3 separate regions of the Homo sapiens genome follow, and all the other regions are linked to region 3. The links are chromatin loops, found by intact Hi-C in ENCODE. Cell type or tissue: Calu3. All regions are shown on one strand. Each heading gives the region's core, and the rest is flanking DNA. Links, peaks and the distances in the headings are about the cores only. Region 1 overlaps LOC105373287 (a long non-coding RNA gene). Region 2 has its middle 830 kb from the start of POU3F4. Region 3 has its middle 700 kb from the start of POU3F4.

Region 1 (6,699 bases), core at 753-5,752, 67 kb after region 3:
AATAAATGAGCCAATGGAGTATCAGAAAGATTTATAAACTTCTCTTAGGTCACAAAAACAAGGTGTTGTGGGAACTTCATTTTAATCTAAAGATCACAGTCTTATTCCGTAAACCAGGGCTATGGATCTGCATTGATGTTTTTGTTCTGACTGAGTTTCTGTATGTGTACAGTGCAGCAATTTAAAGTAGTATTAATTCAGCAGCTTTTGTCCAGCCTTTCATGAAAACACTGTATGCATTATTTTCATTTGCTGGTCTTAATCTTTATTGTAAATGATAAGGCAAAATTGTACAGGTGAGTTCCTGGTTTTTATCTTAATCCTAAAAGTGATGTCAAGCATAAAGAAAGAAATGTGTCTAATTTAATAATGTTCAGAAAAAGGGTTTTTAGAGGGACCACAGAGCATGCCAAAAAAAATGCAGCATACTTCACATTCCTGAAATTGAGTCCCTCGTCTACCAGTGACATTGCACTAAATTAGGTTTGTATTCATGTGTTGAATGAAGCACTGAAATTTCCTGGGGAAATAAAGCTTCATCTCCCTTTTTCAAAGCTTATTGTTTCTGCAAATACATTGAGCATCTCTTAAGTAATTTCAGCCTCTCATTTATTTAATACACTACAGATGGATATCTGTTTAAGTCATTATGAGTCATTTCTGCCAACAAGTAAGCCCTTCAGAATTTAACAGGAAGAAATACATGCATGCTTCATGTAGCCTTAATTTAGTATGAGAGCCTCCATCTTCTATCTCTGGAAAGCAGTTCCGTCAGCAGGATGAACTTCTCTCTGTGGAAGTAACTTGGTTTGAACATAGCAGAAAACTCACTATCCAATCATTATTGTCCCTCAATCCTGCTACAACGTGCCACAGCAAAAAAGAGAAATATTGAGTTAATGCAACTTTTAGCATGTTGCAGCAATATTTCTGACCATTCTTTTACAACTACATGCACATACAATTTTTTCCTTAAGTATTGGATGTAAGAATAATTTGTTTGTCCCCCACATTTTTCCATGTTAATGATTCTGAAGAAAGTTCACTTCGTCTACCATGTAGTTCCATGTTTCACAAATTTTATGTAAGTCTATTCTAAATAAGTGACTGAATTAGGATTCATCCATCATGGATACATTTCTATAATTGATTTTCTAATCCTTTACTAGGATAATGTATCTCTGAGATCTGAGTATGTTGTTTTGTTATGGTTTATTTAAAATTGTAGATTTTTAAGCTGGGTATTATAAAACAGCTAGAAGAAAACTTAGGAAATATATTTAAAGAATCCTGAATTAATTAAAGTTTTTTTAAAGCAATACACAAAATCTAAAAACCATTAAAATGAGATACACATAACTGCTTTATAAAACTTATAATTATATTCATTGAAACAGTACCATAAATAAAGACAAAATGCAAACAAGAGAGAACAGGATATAAAATACACTTCTGACAAGGCAGTAATTTCCTCACTTTACAAAAAAATTCTAAAAGTCGATAAGAACGAGCTAAAAACCCTACAGAAAAATAGGCAGAGCATATGTATAGACAGTTTGTAGAAAAATATAAGTGAATTTAAACATATGAACATGTGAAATGAGGTGCAACATCACTAATAGAAAAATATATATAGTAGGGGATACATTCCAAGACCCCCAACTGGATGCCTGAAATTGTGGATAGTACTAAACCTTATGAGGATTAAGCTCTGATTTTTTTTTCTTTTATCTTGCCCAAATTCCTTTCTAAGTGGTCTGGGGAGTCATGCCCTACAAACCATACATTCTCATCAGATGGGTTTTATTTAACCCTGTATATAATTACTTACTTTCCGATCTGACTCTGGCATAACAAGGAAGAAAATCAAAATGTTTTACCCAAAAATATATTTCCGTGCCATACATTGAAATTGCCCTGCAAAATCTCTTATGGGAAAAATCTACATGCCTTCCTAATATGTCTCATGCCTTCCTAAAATATATAAAACCAAGCTGTACCCCAACCACCTTGGGCACATGTTCTCGGAACCTCCTGAGGTCTGTGTCACAGGCCGTGGTCACTCATATTTGGCTCAGAATTAATCTCTTAAAATATTTTACAGAGTTTGACTCTTTTCGTCAACAATAATCTGGCACCCAAACACGTGGAGCCTCAGAGAAGACTCAGGAACCCGAAGGAGTTGTGGAAACCAGAACTAAGGTACTAGCACGGGCCCACTGAAGCCCCACCGAGTTCGAGCTTCTCCTCCAGTGGAATGGGTAAGTCTTCCTGAGCCCTGGACCTCCCTTTGGTTGAGGTCCTTAATTTATTCTAAGCTGTTTTTTCCTGGGAAGGTGTTGTTTACGGATCTTAATTCAAGTTAGGAGATGCATTTCTAAAGGGTCTTCTCAATTGCTTTTCTCTCAGAATTAGCTACGAAAAAAGTGAAAACAAGGAGAATGACCCCCTTTCGAGCACTCCTTAGGTTTTATGGCACCTCTACTTGAAGTAATATGGCCTTTGTGCACATTTTACACTAAGGAAAAAGACTGCTAAGGTCGACCTAAGGTTCTCTTTCTCTATTTTCTTTTCTTCCTGCTTTAAATCTTCTGTTACTCTTCTACTAAGATGAAAACCACTGTTCGGATCTAACAGTGTTTTCTGCAAGCTGGCAAAGTTGTACTTGTCTCATGGCTAAAGTACTGAAGTAATAGCTATGAGAACTTTGTGTGTATGTATGTATATGGGTGTATATATATAAAGGCCTTTAGAATAGATTTCTATAATTTTATGTTCAAATGGCAATTAAATTCGTTTTAATTTCCCTCTAGCACACCAGACTTTCTCCCCATACCTTATGATGTAAATTTTGCTATCTGATCTTGATCTGAGTTGTTTCCTTTAATATGCAAATTTGGGGCTATTTAGGGAATGACTGCCTAGGGTGATGCAACATGTTTTCAAGAATTTAAAAGTCTAAAATAGAAATAGAAAAAAAGAAGGAAAAAGGAAGTATCTCATGAATGTATGAAATACTTCTGTCAGCATGCCTAAATACATCTATATATTTATGTGTGTACACACAATATTTTCTTTTTTTTTTTTTTTTTTTTTGTTTGATACGGAGTTTTGCTCTTGTTGCTCAGGGTGGAGTGCAATGGCGCGATCTTGGCTCACTGTTACCTCTGCCTCATGGGTTGAAGCGATTCTCCTGCCTCAGCCTCCTGAGTAGCTGGGATTACAAGCTTGTGTCACCACTCCCCACTAATTTTGTATTTTTAGTAGAGATGGTGTTTCTCCATTTTGTTCAGGCTGGTCTCCAACTCCTGACCTCAGGGGATCCATCCAGTTTGGCCTCCCAAAATGATGGGATTACAGGCATGAGCCACCACACCCAGCCCACAATATTTTCAGGACTAAAAATATATGAAGAGCTCTAATTAATTGGCTTCGAAAAAAGAGCTTAAATCAGATACTTAAAAAAAAAAAAGGAAGACAAGTCAAATTGTAGCAGGACGAGCCACGGACAAAACCTTTCAGACACCGAGTTGTAGAAGGAAGGGCTTTATTCAGCTGGGAGCATCAGCAAGCTACTGCCTTAAAATCTGAGCTCCCCGAATGCACAATTTCTGTCCCTTTTAAGGGCTCACAACGCTAAAGATTTCACATGAAAGGGTCGTGATTGATTTGAGCAAGCAAGGGGTATGTCAAAGGGGCTGCATGCACTGGTGGTCAGAGAGAAACAGAACAGGGCAGGGAGTTTCAGTGTTCTTCTATACAATGTCTGGAATCTATGAATAACATTGGTTTCTAAGTTTTGAGTTGATTTTTAACTACTGGATTTAGGCCAGGCAGGCCCAGGCCTGGTTTCGGGCCTGGCGCCAGGCTGCCTGTCTTTGGTTTTACTTCCTTGTTGTTTTTTCTTAAAACAGGTACTGAGTATAAAACAATATAAAACAACATGAGAGGGTCTCTCTCTTCCTTCAAAATGTTTTTTTCAAGTTCACGTGACTTAAAATCTTTACTAAATAAGCTGGCTTTTTTTTTATTTATTTTTATTTTATTTTTGAGATGGAGTCTCTCTCTGTCGCCCAGGCTGGAGTGCAGTGGCGCTATCTCGGCTCACTGCAACCTCTGCCTCCCGAGTTCAAGCGATTCTCCTGCCTCAGCCTCCCAAGTAGCTGGGACTATAGGCACCCGCCAACATGCTCACTAATTTTTGTATTTTTAGTAGAGACGGAGTTTCACCTTATTGGCCAGGCTGGTCTCGAACTCCTGACCTTGTGATCCATCCACCTTGGCCTCCCAAAGTGCTGGGATTACAGGTGTGAGCCACTGTGCCCAGCAAGCTGGCTTTAAGATTATGGTAAAATAATGATGTCTTTAGAATTGTTAGCATTTTGTTTGCATCTATTGATCAAGTAGTTTCATGTTTAATTCCTGCCAAATACTATAAGACTTGCCAAGATTTGCCATAAGGATTATAAACTATAAAACCTAGCCCAAGACAGAATAATCTTTGATTGTATATGATTATGAAATATTGTTGGCTTAAATAAAAACAGCTGAATACTGAGTTATTCATAAAACTAATCATAAGCTTTGTTACTTAGGTAAATACCTGAAATCCGCAGCTATAAAAATGGTTAATAGAAAAATAACTTTAAATATTTGCTATCACAGTTTTTTTGTAAATTATCTAGGTAAACTTAAATTAATCAGGTAAAGGTAATGGAATAAATACTTGTAAACAAACTTGTCATAATTTAGGATCTAAGGTTATTAATTGATATTAAGTATCTGGGCAATTTCCAATTTAACAATTACAGGAAAACAATTTTTTAAATGTTCTTATTAAAAGTAAAATATATTTGTCTAATTCAAGGCTTATTTAAGGGTTATGTATAAAACAATATAAAGGACTCAGGAAATAAGAGATGTAAAGAAAGTTAAAGATATAAAGATGTATTTTTGGTGAAAAAAAGTAAAAGGGACACTCAGTTTATATAAGAAAAGATCTTGCATAGTAAATTTTTGTCCTAAAATAAAAATGATGGTGTTGTACAAGAAAGAGAGATATTTAAGACAAAAGAGTCTAAACACATTGCGAATGAACTATGTAAGTCATAATAACGTTAGTAAAATAAATTTTTTAAAGGGGCTGTATAATTCAGTTGGCTATAATCAAAAAGAAATCATAATAATATTCCTAGAGATGGCTATTTAATATTAAAACATACACTAGTACGAAGCTAAATAATTGTTTAAAACAAATTTTTATTACAAGTATTGATTTATTTTGAATGCAAGACGTTTTTAAATTTTTAAATTCTATAATCTGTTTCTTTAACATTCTTCAAGTTGATATCTTAAAAGTGCCACTCTTTCTTTTAAAAAGGCCTTGAACGGTGGTCCTTCACCTTTTTTTTTTTTTTGGCTCCTATGACTTTTACTAATTATCTAAAGTAAAGGAGAAAAATTGTTTTTGAAAACAGGCAAATAAAGTATCTTTTGAACATGACTTTTATTCTGCATGCCTATTATATCTCTATCTTTATATGTGTCATATAGAAGTGATATTTCACTACCAAACTACATGAAAGAGCTCTAATCAAGTAACTTAAAAAATGTAAGTGCTTATTAGATTGGTAATAGCTAGCTCGGATGCCTTTTGATTTACATAACCTTGGTAATGTTTTAAAAAATTAAATTTGGTAAATTTAATCTTAAAACATTCTTCAGTAATTTAACATCTTAAAGTCATGATAAAACCTCAGTTTTTTTCCCCACTGGAAATTTGGGTTACTAAAAGTTAAAAATAGTAGGAACATAAAAATGCTTTTGGTAAAATTTTATAAAACCAAAAGATATCAATTTTCAAAGAAATGTAAGGTTTTTGGTTAAGAAACTATTTAAGGGTTTCTTTATAATGAAGGAAATTCTACAGATAAAACTAAATTGATTTTGAAAACCAAGCTCTGGCAGCAAAAGTTGACTCTGAGCGCTGTGGTTACCAAGAAAACAGTTGATATGGGGGAAGGGCAAAACTGAGTAACTAGTTAAAACCAAAGCGTGTAATATAAAGAAATTGTTCCATTTGGTAGATCGGTGTAATTCAGCTTCTAAAAAAAAAAAAAAACCTTTACTATAGTGAATTGTAAAAATAACCACTTTAAAGACATTTAAAGAAAGACAAAATTTTTAATTTTAAATGCTACAGAATTTAAGAGCATGTTTGGATTAATGTAGGACGCACAGCTCATTACTGAACAGTCACTGAGTATATGTGATCCAAATGCACAGGGGGTTATTCCTGAAAAAGCAATCAGCCTAGTGGGCCAGATAATGCCATTATAAGGTCTGTTTGCCCTGAAAAGGAGGCTGCCCAACTCTCCCTCCAAAATACCAAGTAAAGTACCCCAGAAAAACCAGTTATTCTGTTTCTTATGCAAGCCATGTTGGAATAGCTTTATGATAACTGGGATATCATCCCACCCAATCCCACCTAATGTGTCTGTTACCCTGGTCATGGTAAATTTGGGGGTTAAGGGGGCCACTTTTACATGGGTGCCCCTCCCACAGAACCATAGGTCTTTTTAAAAGCCTTATCTAATCTGCTGTCCCTCATAGATGCAGCTCCCTGCTGGGAACCCAAACCCTTTTCACCAGAAAAGGCCAAATGGTCTGGGGGTAAAAAAAAAAGGCTTCCTGGGAACA
Region 2 (6,699 bases), core at 853-5,852, 140 kb after region 3:
TGACCAACATGGTGAAACCCCATCTCTACTAAAAATACAAAAATTAACTGGGCATGGTGGCAGGCACCTGTAATCCCAGCTACTCGGGAGGCTGAGACAGGAGAATAGTTTGAGCCCTGGAGGTGGAGGTTGCAGTGAGCCGAGATTGCGCCATTGCACTCCAGCCTGGGTGACAGAGCAAGGCTCTGTCTCAAAAAAAAAAAAAAAAAAGAAAAAAAACCTGAAAATTCCAAAAAGTGTGATTCCAACAATATGACACTCTGGAGAAACAAAACTAATGGGTCAGTAAAAAGATCAGATTTGCCAGGATTTCAGGGAGAGAGGGAGAAACAGGCAAAGCACAGAAGATTTTTAGGAAAGTGAAGACACTTTGTATGAGACTATAAAGATGGATACATGTGTTATATACTTGTCAAGTCTTGTAGAATGTACAACATCTTAATGTAAAATATAAACTTTGGGTGATAATGATGTCTCAGTGGAGTTATACCAGTTGTAACAAATGCACCACTGTGATGAAAGATGTTGATAATGTAGGGAAGCTGTGCATTTGAGGGGGCAAGAAGTTTATAGAAAATCTCTGTATTTTTTACTCAATTTTACTCTGAACACATAGCTGCTCTAAAAATAAAGTTTATCTAAAAAAAAATGCTTGCAACTGACTTAGACAGAACAACTCCGCAGCAGAGGATACCTCCCTTGCATCAGAGTAGAACAGTGTGGCTTACCAGTTATTTTCCTTATGGCCTGGGTTCTTAAACATAGACAGATAAGACAGTGACTCATTTGGATGACAAGATTAAGAAGCACCAGAGAAGTAACTGAGCTTCGAAAGTCTGATGTGTAGTGCTTTAGGGTATATCAGTATAGTTTCATACCCTGATCTCACAGTGCTATAATTTTTACCGTTTGAGTTTCATTTTTAGATGGTTTATTCCAAAATTAATTAATCTGGTTGTTTACCAGGTGACCAGAAGGACCTAGAGAAGGAGAACACTGGGGACCTAGGAAAATAAGCAATTTTGACAAATTTGCAGACTTACTTAGATGTGGTGGTTTTCAATTTTGTGTGTACATTAGGCTTACTCCAAGAGATTTAATAAAAATATTAATGCCCAGGCACTAGGCTTCAGAGATTCCAATTTAATTGATCTAGACGGAGTCTGAGTAAATCTTTTAAAAGCACCTGTGATAGTTAATTTCAGGTGTCAATTTGGCTGGATTAAGGAATACCTAAGGCATTATTTTTGAGTGTGTATGCTACATTCTTTCCAGAAAAGATTGGCATGTGACTCAGTATAATGAATGGAGAAGATCTTTTCTCAATGTCAGAGTGCATCATCCAATCAGCTGGAAACCCATATAGAACAAAATAGTCAGAGGAGAAACAACTTTTTTCTCTCTCCTTGAGCTATGACACTCTTCTTCACCTAGCTATAAATATTAGAATTCCAGGCTCTGTGGCCTTTGGACACAGGAACTTACACCAGCAGACCCATGAGTTCTCAGGCCTTTGGCCTTGGACTGAGAATCACAACATCCGCTACCCTAGTTCTTAGGCACTTAGTGTCAAGGTTACACAATGAAATACAGAAAATATTATAAATTATACAGATTATTTGAGCTAAAAGATTGAGAATGACCACAAGGGGGCATAGCATTAGCAGCAGTTACAAGTGGGGTATTAAAGAAAAAGAAGAGGTGATTTTCAAGTTGTTTGTCAAAAATTTACATTAAAATAGCATAATCTATTGATTGGCCATACCTTGTCGTTTTAATTGCAAATTCCAGGAACATGAAGATAATATATGAGGCAATTAGGCAAAAATTACCTTTAAACAATTGCTTCTGGGCATGGGGGTGTGGGGAAGAATGGCTGAAGTTCCATACACGTCTTTCTGAGCCTAATAAATTTTTTATACCTCACATAGGTCAGACTTCTCCGAGCTATTTTTCTTTTCTCATTTTTCCCATTTTAATCAAGGTCTTTAGAAGAAAAAAATCATAGAAAAACTCAAATGATTTTGGCCTTTTATGTCCAGGAATTTAGTCTCACATTGCTAAGAAGGCTTTTTCCCAGAAGATCCTTTACTACATGGGGCAAGGAGAACAGATACATCTCAGTGAACAATTGTATGGAAACCAAAAGTCAAATTGGGAAGGCATCACAGGATGGCATAAATTAGACCATATTCAAGTCACTGATTTATATAGCTGTTGTCTCTTGTTGAAATATTTCTAGTCTTTGGAATACCATGAGTTCAGGTTTCTCACAAGTAAAACAATGAGAGATACATAGTAGAACTATACTACATATAAGGATTATAATCAAAAGGAGAATGTGTACACTAGAACTAAAAGTATTTCATTGGAGAGTCAATTAAGAACATCATGAAGAAAATTAAAACCTGGTTCTTCTTCAGAGCAATGATATAGCCAGTAAATAATTCTGAATTTAGTCAAAATTGTAGGAAAGTAATAAAAGCTCAAAAACAATGGTCAGAGCTGGAATTTATTAGGTTGGTGCAAAAGTAATTGCAGGTTTTGCTGTTAATTTTAATAGCAGAAATTGCAATCACTTTTGCACGAACCTAATAATAACAAGTGTGCTATAGTTTTTTTATGAAACATAGTGCTTCTCTTTCCAGTTCCCCATTTTTACCAAAGTTGAATCTTAGTAGGGCCAATTTACTTGCAAGATAAGTTTTAGTATTATACATGGCCTGATTATTTGCATAAAGTGCAAAAAGAATGCTGAATGATCATATAAGTTTTAAGTTGGCTTTGCTGGAAATTTTTGATAAAGAATCTCAGATTAGACTTTTAAAAGCCTCTCAAGGTTAGGAAGCCAAGCCAAGAATTTACCATGAGACTGTGCCTGGAATGCCTGTATAATTTGAATGAGTTTATCTCTGCTCAAGATCCCAAAATACCTTGAGTGTCCTGGGATTGTAAGGAAGTAATACTTTTCACTTACTGCAAGATCAGGAAGCTTATAAAGAAAGCACATAGACATGGTAACAGGCCAGTCTTTTCAAAGGACTTTTTATTGGTTCTATAAAGTCAAGTTGCTAGAGACAGGAGGCAGATAATTTCTAGGCAGAAAAGACCCCACTCTCAAGCCTGGAACTACAGCCCAAAGTGAGAAAATGCATTTCTGTGTTCCCACTTGAGTGCTGCATTTTCCAAAACCACCCATTACCTGCCCTGTCCCCCATACTGTACCCATAAAAACTCCCAAGATCACACCAGCAGAGAGAAGAAGTGGCCAAACATCGAGAGGAGAAGCAGCTGGACATCAGAGAGAAACAGCTTGACATCAGAGGGATGGCTTGATGGTGGGACTTTGAGAAAGTGTCTGGCCAGAGATGACCAGACTTCAGGGGAAGAATACCTTCCCACTCAATCTCCTTTCCAGTTTCCCTTCCCACTGAGAGCCACTTCCATTGGCAGTGAAATCCCCTGCATTTACTATCCTTCAATTTATTCATGTGACCTGATTTTCTCTGGACACCAGACAAGAGCTCAGGATGCAGAAGGCTGTCACACTGATCCTCTGTCCATGTGAAAAGACAGAGGGTCCACCAAGCTGTTAAACACTTAAGCCATCCACAGATGCCAAAGCTAAAAGAGTGCTGACTTTAACACTCCTTCTGGGGCTTTAGGGGTTGAAGGTGCTCCCCTAAGACACTACCACGGGGCCTGCATGGAGTTTGCTCCTGTCAGTGCCCAGAAGTACTCACCTCGGCTTGGCTCCTGCAACAACTCAGCTGCACTTCCCCTTGCCTGAGGGGTGGATCCTAGTGAGTGAAGCCAGCCTAAGCAGCCAGCTAGCCCTAGTGACTTCGCTCCAGCTCCCCTACACCCTGGGAAGAGGTCAGGGAAAATTTCCTATTTCAAAGTCAACCTCATTTTCTCAAAGCAATCTGTTCATTAGCATCTGAAAATAAGCCATTCCAGTTAAAGTGTTGGTAAAATAACCAGTGTTTTCAATTGTGTTTTATTACAAAAAAAAAACAGATTTAATTGAACGTATTTAAATAACTAGATTGGCACAATATAAGAATACTCATGAATAGTTTCCAAATTTTGCAAAATTCAGGTAGAGAGGAAGGTAAATGTTTCAACTTTTCTCACAAAATATACTTTACTCAATTGCTGTAAGCTATACGTAGCTCAAAAGAAAAATGTTTGACTCTGGAAAACAAAATATAAAATGAATCAGCAATATTTTACACAAAATGTTATAAAAAGGATTACAGTTTTCTATCAGTTTAGTTTCATGTAAGTTATCAGAAACCTATATTCATGAATAATTGCCAGAGTCCTTTTCACAAATTTTTTCAAAGAAAAAGAAAATTTTGGACTGAAGGTGATTATAAACTGAATTTTGATAAGAATTAAAGAAAAACCATAATTATCTGTGGATGACAAGTGGCTTAAAATAGCCATTGTTAAAGACACAATTTAAGACTGAATTTGGTTATTTCTGGGGCATACATCAATTTACTATAATAATGATAATTATGACTGATGACATATATCAAGACATATCAGAAATTTAGGAATTTCCTACAATTTTGGAACACATGTTGATTACACATTTATGTAAATTAACTCAAAGAAAGTTGAATGCTATTTCCTTTTTTTTTTGAGGTGGAGTCTCGCTCTGCCACCCAGGCTGGAGTACAGTGGCATGATCTCGGTTCACTGCAACCTCCGCCTGTCGGGTTCAAGCGATTCTCCTGCCTTAGCCTCCTGAGTAACTGGGACTACAGGTGCACGCCACCACACCTGGCTAATTTTTGTATTTTTGCTGGAAACGGGGTTTCATCATGTTGGCTAGGATTGTCTCCATCTCCTGACCTCGTGATCCACCCACCTCGGCCTCCCAAAGTGCAGGGATTACAGGTGTGAGCCACTGTGCCCGGCAAAACACCATTTCTTAATTGACAAGTTGACAAGTCTTTCCATATGATTTTAACATACTGAATAAGTCTAGTATGTATCTCTTGGTCACCCAGGGGTTCTTGTTATGTCCAAGTTAGCTTGGGTCAATACGACTACATTTTAGAATTTGAAATTTAATTTTTGGTAGTATGTCAAATATTAAATATTTAAATTAATGTTAAAATAAAAAAGTTCTAAAATACACGATTAAAATAGAACCACAGATCACTGAATATAACTGTCATTTATTTATCGAACATTATTATGTAAAGATTTCATAAAGTGAAAACTTTTATTCTTTGATAGAGAAGAGACTGTTTGCAATTGAGAATCCTAAAAAAGACAGTATGATGCAAACTTTTCCCTGCCTTTTCTGTCATTTACTCAAAAGTTAAACAAATCTTTTACTATATCTTATTAATACTACATTAAATTCTTATGCAAAGAAGAAAACCAAATTTTACATTTATATTAGTGTATATCTATATGGAAACTAATTTTAATAATACCTGATAAAGAAATCCATCAAATTTAAGTCAGCTTTGAGCACAGGAGTTAAAATTTTCATAAGCCTTTAACAACCTCTTAAAATGATTAAATTAAAAAGCAGATCGATGATCTAAAAACCTCTGTTGTTCTGACACAGGGGCAAAGACTATGGCTTTGCATTTGTGTATTTTGATATTATTGCTCAATTTTCATAGGAACTTATAAATAATTCCCTTCTAATTTTAGTGAACTTCATCACACATAATTTCCTTCATGAGATTAATTTTCTGTAAACCTTTTACAACTTGCTTAAACTTTTATTTTGTCATGTATATATTTTAATATATATGGACAATTTAGGCAAAAAATATTTTTTCTCTTTGTTATTTTTACCACACAAATTTTTCTCTAATGTAAGAGAAAAATGATACCCTTTTTAGCTTTTTTAATCAAAAATGCATCTTACTTTTTTATTTACTCTGTATATAGAATTGTTTCTATTATATCTAATAGTTTTAATTATATATAAACTTCAATATAAACCCCTAATAATCCTAATTTACAGTTAAGAACCTAAGAAGCAAGTAATTTTGAACAGTTTCATACCAGTATTGGTAGATGTAAACCATTTCATAATTTTTAGAAAGATGTTGTTTTCAATTTATGAACAGATTTAAATATAGTTAGCTTTTCTATACAATATAAATGACTCAGAAATGTTATTATGATCTGTTACTTAATTTAACATAGCATGACTTAAAGTTTTAAAAAAACAAACTATGGAAAGATCATTTATAGCTTTTATTCAATTTTCATTCAAATGATTTATTGATTTCTGACCATTGTGTTTTAATCGTTAAACAAAGAAAGTCACTGTAAACCAAAAATAAAATTTTAAGCCCCCTTGACCATCTGAATGGGCTTGTCCTCTCTGCCAAGGGCATTGTAAAGTTAACCTGAAAAACTTATTCAGTCCATGATGGGAATGAGAGAGTCATATATGCTTCATTATGCCCCCCTCCCTTTTGGAATTAAGAAAAACCTGACCAGCATTAACATCAGCACAGACCTTAAGACTGATAGAACAGAGTGTTTAATTTTGATATCAGACATTTACAATCTATTCTCTCTGAAGCCTGCTACCTGGAGGTTTCATGTGCATGATAAAACCATGGTCCCCACAACCCCTTATGTTAACCCAGATATTTCTTTCTATTGATCCTAAGTCTTTAGACAGTAACTTAATTCTTTCAACCAATT
Region 3 (6,699 bases), core at 623-5,622:
TATCTGGCCAGCAAAGGATTCTTAGCTAATAGGGGAAATAAGGACTATTAAACTTGGAACCAGATAATAGTATTTCTATGACTAGCCTCATATATATAGAAAGAGAAAGCAGATGATTTCTCACACAAGGAGGAGATATGAGCCTATGAGAGATTCATCTCTTTTTATAAGCTCAGTTAATCAAATGCCTCTTGTTTGAGGTTTCTATTAATGAAAACACTCTCTGACATGGGCAATTGTCCAATATGCTTTAATACTTAACGTCTTCAAGCAAGGAACTCAAGTGATTTTTCAGACCAGTGATTTCTGTTTCACAGCGCACTTTGAGAAGCTGATAAACAATGTCAATGCACTTCCTAGAAAAATGTCCATACAGACATTCCCAATTTTGCATTTGATTGTAGAGGATTCATAGAATAGCTTAACTCCATTCGTATTGCCTCTAGTCATCCATGGAGTTTGGGGATGGTTCACAAACCACAGATTAAGGAACCCTTTCTAAGTCTGAGATAAATTTTGCTTAAATACGGTTATCTAAAATAAAGGAAAATGAGAAAAATTGAGTGTGTCAAGTGGCACAATTCTTTTGGAAGATAATTGTATAATGTACGTAGAAGGCTTTAGAATTTCCCAGTAATAATTCTACTTCAATCAGTGTTATTTGTAAGATCAGTAATTTGATTAGAATTTATATAAAAATACTGTCATCACCGGGCGCGGTGGCTCACTCCTGTAATCCCAGAACTCTGGGAGGCCGAGGTGGGTGGATCACGAGATCAGGAGAGCGAGACCATCCTGGCTAACATGGTGAAACCCCGTCTCTACTAAAAAATAATACCAAAAAAAAAAAAAAAACAATTAGCCAGGCATGGTGGCTGGTGACTGTAGTCCCAGCTACTTGGGAGGCTGAGGAAGGAGAATGGTGTGAAGCCGGGAGGTGGAGCTTGCAGTGGGCTGAGATCACACCACTGCACTCTAGGCTGGGTGACAGAGCGAGACTCAGTCTCAAAAAAAAAAAAAAATACTGTCATCACAGGCCAAAAAAATGGTAAATATTCACAAAAATAATTGGTTAAATAAATTATAAAACCTTTATACTGTGAAGTATTATGCAGCTATTAAAATGGTATTTCTGAAGCATTTTAAATGGCATGAAAAGATGTTCACACTATAATGTTAAATGAATAAAATGAGATAAAAACCTGTAAATACACTAAAAGATCCACTATGTTTTATATGCCATCTTTGTGTGTGTATTCAAATTTATATAGAGGTCTACGCAATATTGAAATTAAATATGTCAAAATATTAAAATTGATCTCTGGATGATGAGATTATGGACAATGGAATTATAGGTAATTTAAATTTAATTTTATTAGTTTTATTTCTATGTATTTTTATAAATTAATTTAGTTGTACATTTGAGTAACATTGGATTGAATAACACTGGCGTACACACACACACACATAAACATCAACACTGAGAGAGAAAGAACAAGGCCCCATCCCCAGACATTTTGATTTTATAATTCTAGAGTGGGCCCCAAACATCTGTATCAAAACAAAAAAAAAGGAAATACTTTGATTCTAATGCATAGACAAGGTTTACAAGCTTTGCTTTATGGTATTTTCTATAATTTAAGTGCATCGTTTGTATGAGAAAAATATATATATATAGTGCTCTGATCATGTTGAAAATAGGGAATATTCTCAATACCAGCCTGAGGAAAACATGCAAAAGAGGCATAAATATGTCTTTAGTATTGTTCTTAATACCCCTTTTTGAATCCTTATCTTGCTCCTGACTGTCTTTGTCACCTTTACCCATGTAATTTTCTGGAAAAATCAGGACTCCATGCTCAATACACTGTTAACAAACCATGTGAGGACTCAGCAGAGAATGTTTTATGCTGGGATTTCCCAATGTATATTGCCCAAAACATTAGCTCTGCAGGTTGTTGTTAGTGGGAATTTCATGAAAATAGGATTTCAAAACCAAATATGTTTGAGGAATACTGAGTAAAAAAAAAAGTAAACATATATATTTACTAAAACACTCCTTAAAAGATTTAATGTACTCCATACCTTGCAAGTCATGTTGAGGATCGAAGAGTGGACTATAATGTGCAAGATTTCCAAACTTATTTGGCCACGGAAACCCTTTTTATAAGGAATATATTGAGATACTAGAGTTCCAAAGAAGGCAATTAGAAAAGCAAAGCATTAATTTCTGTTTCTCCCTTTTTCTCAAAACTAATTTTATTGGAAACTCTGAAAGTCTGCAAACCTTTATATTTGAAAGGAATAAATGTGTTATGGTGCAACTTTGGTTCCTATGAGAGGTTAATGAGGGAGGTGTTGTGGAGCAGGAGACTTCCCAACTACTGTGAGAATTACACTTAGAGCCTTTCATGCTGATTCACAAGATTAGCTCTGGTGTTTGGCTTTCACCTGTAATCTAAACAACTGAGGTCAATACAGTCTGTGTCCTAATGGAATATTTGCATAGAGAAAAATGTGTTCTTGTTTGCACTCAAACCAGAGTTAAGCTGTTTAGTGCTGTGTGGTGCTATAAGGCCACAGATTGCCTCAAGCTAGCTCCCTTGTGAGTCAACCTTGAAGAATTTGCTTTCCACATAAGAAAACAGATTTTAAACATGAGGAATAGACCTGTTAGTTCTAATTCTCTGCCAAATGAATCACCCTCTGAGTAATCACGAGATCAAATGAGAATACCTCCTAACTTTCCCCCAGGGACAAATAACCACAGAAAGGAGAGAGATGCTAAAATTGAGTTCCCCTGAAAACTGTCTGAATACATGCCCTTAACAACGATTTTTGACATATTCTGTAGGTGTTTTCTAGTCTTACATGTCAACTCAGTGATATCTAGACTTGCACTGAATCAATGGAATTGGCATAAGAGTTTTCTTGAGTCCAGGTATATAGATACATGAAATATGTAGGTATTTATCCTTTTATGCTTGGCAGAGTAAGAATGGCATTCCTAATTTTTTTAATTATATTTGAAGTTCTGGGATACATGTGCAGAACATGCAGGTTTATTACATAGGTATACACGTGCTGTGGTGGTTTGCTGCACCCATCAACCCATTATCTACATTAGGTATTTCTCCTAATGCTATCCCTCACCTAGCCACCCACCCCCCAAAAGGCCCTGGTGTGCGATGTTCCCCTACCTGTTTCCATGTGTTCTCATTATTCAACTCTCGCTTATAGGTGAAAACATGCAGTGTTTGGTTTTCTGTTCCTTTGTTAGCTTGCTGAGAATGATGGTTACCAGCTTCATCCATGTCCTGGCAAAGGACATAAACTCATCCTTTTTTATGGCTGCATACTATTCCATAGTGTATATGTGCCACATTTTCTTTATCCAGTCTATCATTGATGGACATTTGGGTTGGTTCCAAGTCTTTGCTATTGTGAATAGTGTTGCAATTAACAGACGTATGCATGTGTCTTCCTAGTAGAACGATTTGTAATCCTTTGGGTGTATCCTCGGTAATGGGATTGCTGGGTCAAATGATATTTCTGGTTCTAGAACCTTGAGGAATCACCACACTGTCTTCCACAATGGTTGAACTAATTTACACTCCCACCAATGATGTAAAAGCGTTCCTCTTTCTCCACATCCTCTCCAGCATCTGTGGTTTCCTGATTTTTTAATGATTGCCATTCTAACTGGCATGAAATGGTATCTCATTGTGGTTTTAATTTGCATTTCTCTAATGACCAGTGAAGAAGAGCTTTTTTTCATATGTTTGTTGGGTGCATGAATGTCTTCTTTTTAGAAGTGTCTGTTCATATCCTTTGCCCACTTTTTGGTGGGGTTGTTTTTTCTTGTAAATTTGTTTAAGTTCCTTGTAGATTCTGGATATTAGCCCTTTGTCAGTTGGATAGATTGCAAAAATTTTCTCCCATTCTGTAGGTTGCCTGTTCACTCTGATGATAGCTCCTTTTGTTGTGCAGAAGCTCTTTGGTTTAACTAGATCCCATTTGTCAATTTTGGCTTTTGTTGTCATTGCTTTTGTTGTTTAATCATGAAGTCTTTGCCCATGCCTATGTCCTGAATGGTATTGCCTAGGTTTTCTTCTAGGGTTTTTGTGGTTTTAGGTCTTATCTTTAAGTCTTTAATCCACCTTGAGTTAATTTTTGTATAAGGTGTAAGGAAGGGATTGAGTTTCAGTTTTCTGCATATGGCTAGCCAGTTTTCCCAACACCATTTATTAAATAGGGAATCCTTTCTGCATTGCTTTTTTTTTTTTTTTGCCAGGTTAGTCAAAGACCAGATGGTTGTAGATGTGTGATGTTATTTCTGAGGTCTCTGTTCTGTTCCATTGGTCTATATCTCTGTTTTGGTACCAGTACCATGCTGTTTTGGTTACTATAGTCTTGTAGTATAGTTTGAAGTCAGGTAGCATGATGACTCCAGTTTTCTTCTTTTTGCTTAGGATTGTCTTGGCTATGTGCGCTCTTTTCTGGTTCCATATAAAATTTAAAGAAGATTTTTCTAATTATGTGAAGAAAGTCAATAGTAGCTTGATATTAGACAGATCAATGAGACAGAAAATTAACAAAGATATTCAGGACTTGAACTCAGCTCTGGATCAAGTGGACCTAATAGATATCTACAGAACTCACCACCCCAAACCAACCGAATATACATACTTCTCAGCACCACATAACACTTATTCTAAAATTGACCACATAATTGGAAGTGAAACACTCCTCAGCAAATGAAAAAGACCGGAAATCATAACAAACAATGTCTCAGACCACAGTTCAACCAAATTGAAACTCAGGATTAACAAACTCAACTCAAAACCACACAACTAAAAGGTAACTGAACAACCTGCTCCTAAATGACTAGTAGGTAAATGAGGAAATCAAGGCAAAAATAAATAAGTCATTTGAAACCAGTGAGAACAAAGACACAATGTACCAGAATCTCTGGGACACAGCTAAAGCAGTGTTTGGAAGGAAACTTATAGCACTAAATGCCCACAGGAGAAAGCGGGAAAGATGTAAAATGGACACACTAACATCAAAATTAAAACAACTAGAGAAGCAAGAGCAAACAAATTTAAAAGCTACCAGAAGACAAGAAATAACTAAGATCAGAGCAGAAATTAGGGAAATAGAGATGCAAAAAAAAAAAACCCTTCAAAAAATCAAAGAATCCAGGAGCTGTTTTTTTGAAAAGATTAACAAAATAGACCACTAGCCAGACTAATAAAGAAGAAAAGAGAGAAGAATCAAATAGACACAATAAAAAATGATAAAGGGGAGATCACTTCTGATCCTATAGAAACATAAACTACCACCAGAGAATACTATAAACACCTCTACACAAATAAACTAGAAAATCTAGAAGAAATTGATAAATTCCTGGACACATACAGCCTCCGAAGACTAAACCAGGAAGAAGTTGAACCCCTGAATAGACCAATAACAAGTTTTGAAATTGGGGCAGTGATTACTAGCCTACCAACGAATAAAAGCCCAGGACCAGATGGATTCACAGCCAAATTCTACCACAGGTACAAAGAAGAGCTGGTACCATTCCTTCTGAAACTATTCTAAACAATAGAGATAGAGGGACTCCTCTCTAACTCATTTTGTGAGGCCAGCATCAACCTGATACCATACTGGCAGAGACACAACAACAAAAGAAAAATTCAGTCCAATATCCCTGATGAACATCGATGTGAAAATCCTCAATAAAATACAGGCAAACTGAATCCAGCAACACATAGAAAAGCTTATACCACAATCAAGTCGGCTTCATCCATGGGATGCGAGGCTGGTTCCATGTACACAAATCAATAAACGTAATCCATCACATAAACTGAACCAATGACAAAAACCACATGATTATCTCTACAGATGAAGAAAAGGCCTTCAATAAAATTCAACACCCCTTCATGCTAAAAACTCTCAATAAATGAGGTATTGATGGAATGTATCTCAAAATAATAAGAGGTATTTATGACAAACCCAAAGCCAATATCATACTGAATGGGCAAAAGCTGGAAGCATTCCCTTTGAAAACTGACACAAGACAAGGATGTCCTCTCTCCACTCCTATTCAACATAGATTGGAAGTTCTGGCCAGGGCAATCAAGCAAGAGAGAGAATAAAGGGTATTCAAATAGGAAGAGAGGAAGTCAAATTGTCTCTCTTTGCAGATGACATGATTGTATATTTAGAAAACCCCATCGTCTCAGCCCAAAAACTTCTTAAGTTGATAAGCAACATCAGCAAAGTCTCAGGAAACAAAATCAATGTGCAAAAATCATTAGCATTCCTATACACCAATAATAGACTAACAGCCAAATCATGAGTGAACTTCCATTTACAATTGCTACAAAGAGAATAAAATAACTAGGAATACAGCTTACAAGGGATGCGAAGGACTTCTTCAAGAAGAACTACAAACTTTGAGGAGAACTGCTCAAGGAAATAAGAGAGGACAGAAACAAATGGAAAAACATTCCATGTTCATGGATTGAAAGAATCAATATTGTGAAAATGGCCATACTTCCCAAAGTAATTGATACATTCATTCCTAATATTATTTTTTGCTATAGCGTTACAATCATGGGTGATAACCTAAGGCAAGGGGCATGGTTGTTTATTAATATATTCTGTTATAAGCAATGTGTTTTATTTAGCAAT

The links. Hi-C counts contacts between places; a loop is a spot of excess contacts. Peaks named below come from ENCODE experiments on the same cell type or tissue, not always from the same donor. Only the 100,000 strongest peaks of a DNase experiment are listed, where the experiment ranks them.
Region 1: it touches region 3 in a loop (3-fold over the local background); 2 of 110 quality-filtered maps call a loop at or near these places.
Region 2: it touches region 3 in a loop (2.4-fold over the local background); 2 of 110 quality-filtered maps call a loop at or near these places.

The regions. Positions count from the first base shown.
Region 1 is chrX:82,743,030-82,749,728 of GRCh38, reverse strand. It overlaps LOC105373287 (a long non-coding RNA gene), which reads left to right. Exons shown (of 3, transcript XR_938456.3): 2 at 2,105-2,261. Among named protein-coding and RNA genes, the nearest start is that of POU3F4, 760 kb to the left of the region's middle. In Calu3, for the core only: no CTCF peak of the experiment used is centred there; a DNase peak (open chromatin) is centred at 3,818.
Region 2 is chrX:82,671,537-82,678,235 of GRCh38, reverse strand. No RefSeq gene overlaps it. Among named protein-coding and RNA genes, the nearest start is that of POU3F4, 830 kb to the left of the region's middle. In Calu3, for the core only: no CTCF peak of the experiment used is centred there; no DNase peak of the experiment used is centred there.
Region 3 is chrX:82,809,740-82,816,438 of GRCh38, reverse strand. No RefSeq gene overlaps it. Among named protein-coding and RNA genes, the nearest start is that of POU3F4, 700 kb to the left of the region's middle. In Calu3, for the core only: no CTCF peak of the experiment used is centred there; a DNase peak (open chromatin) is centred at 2,608.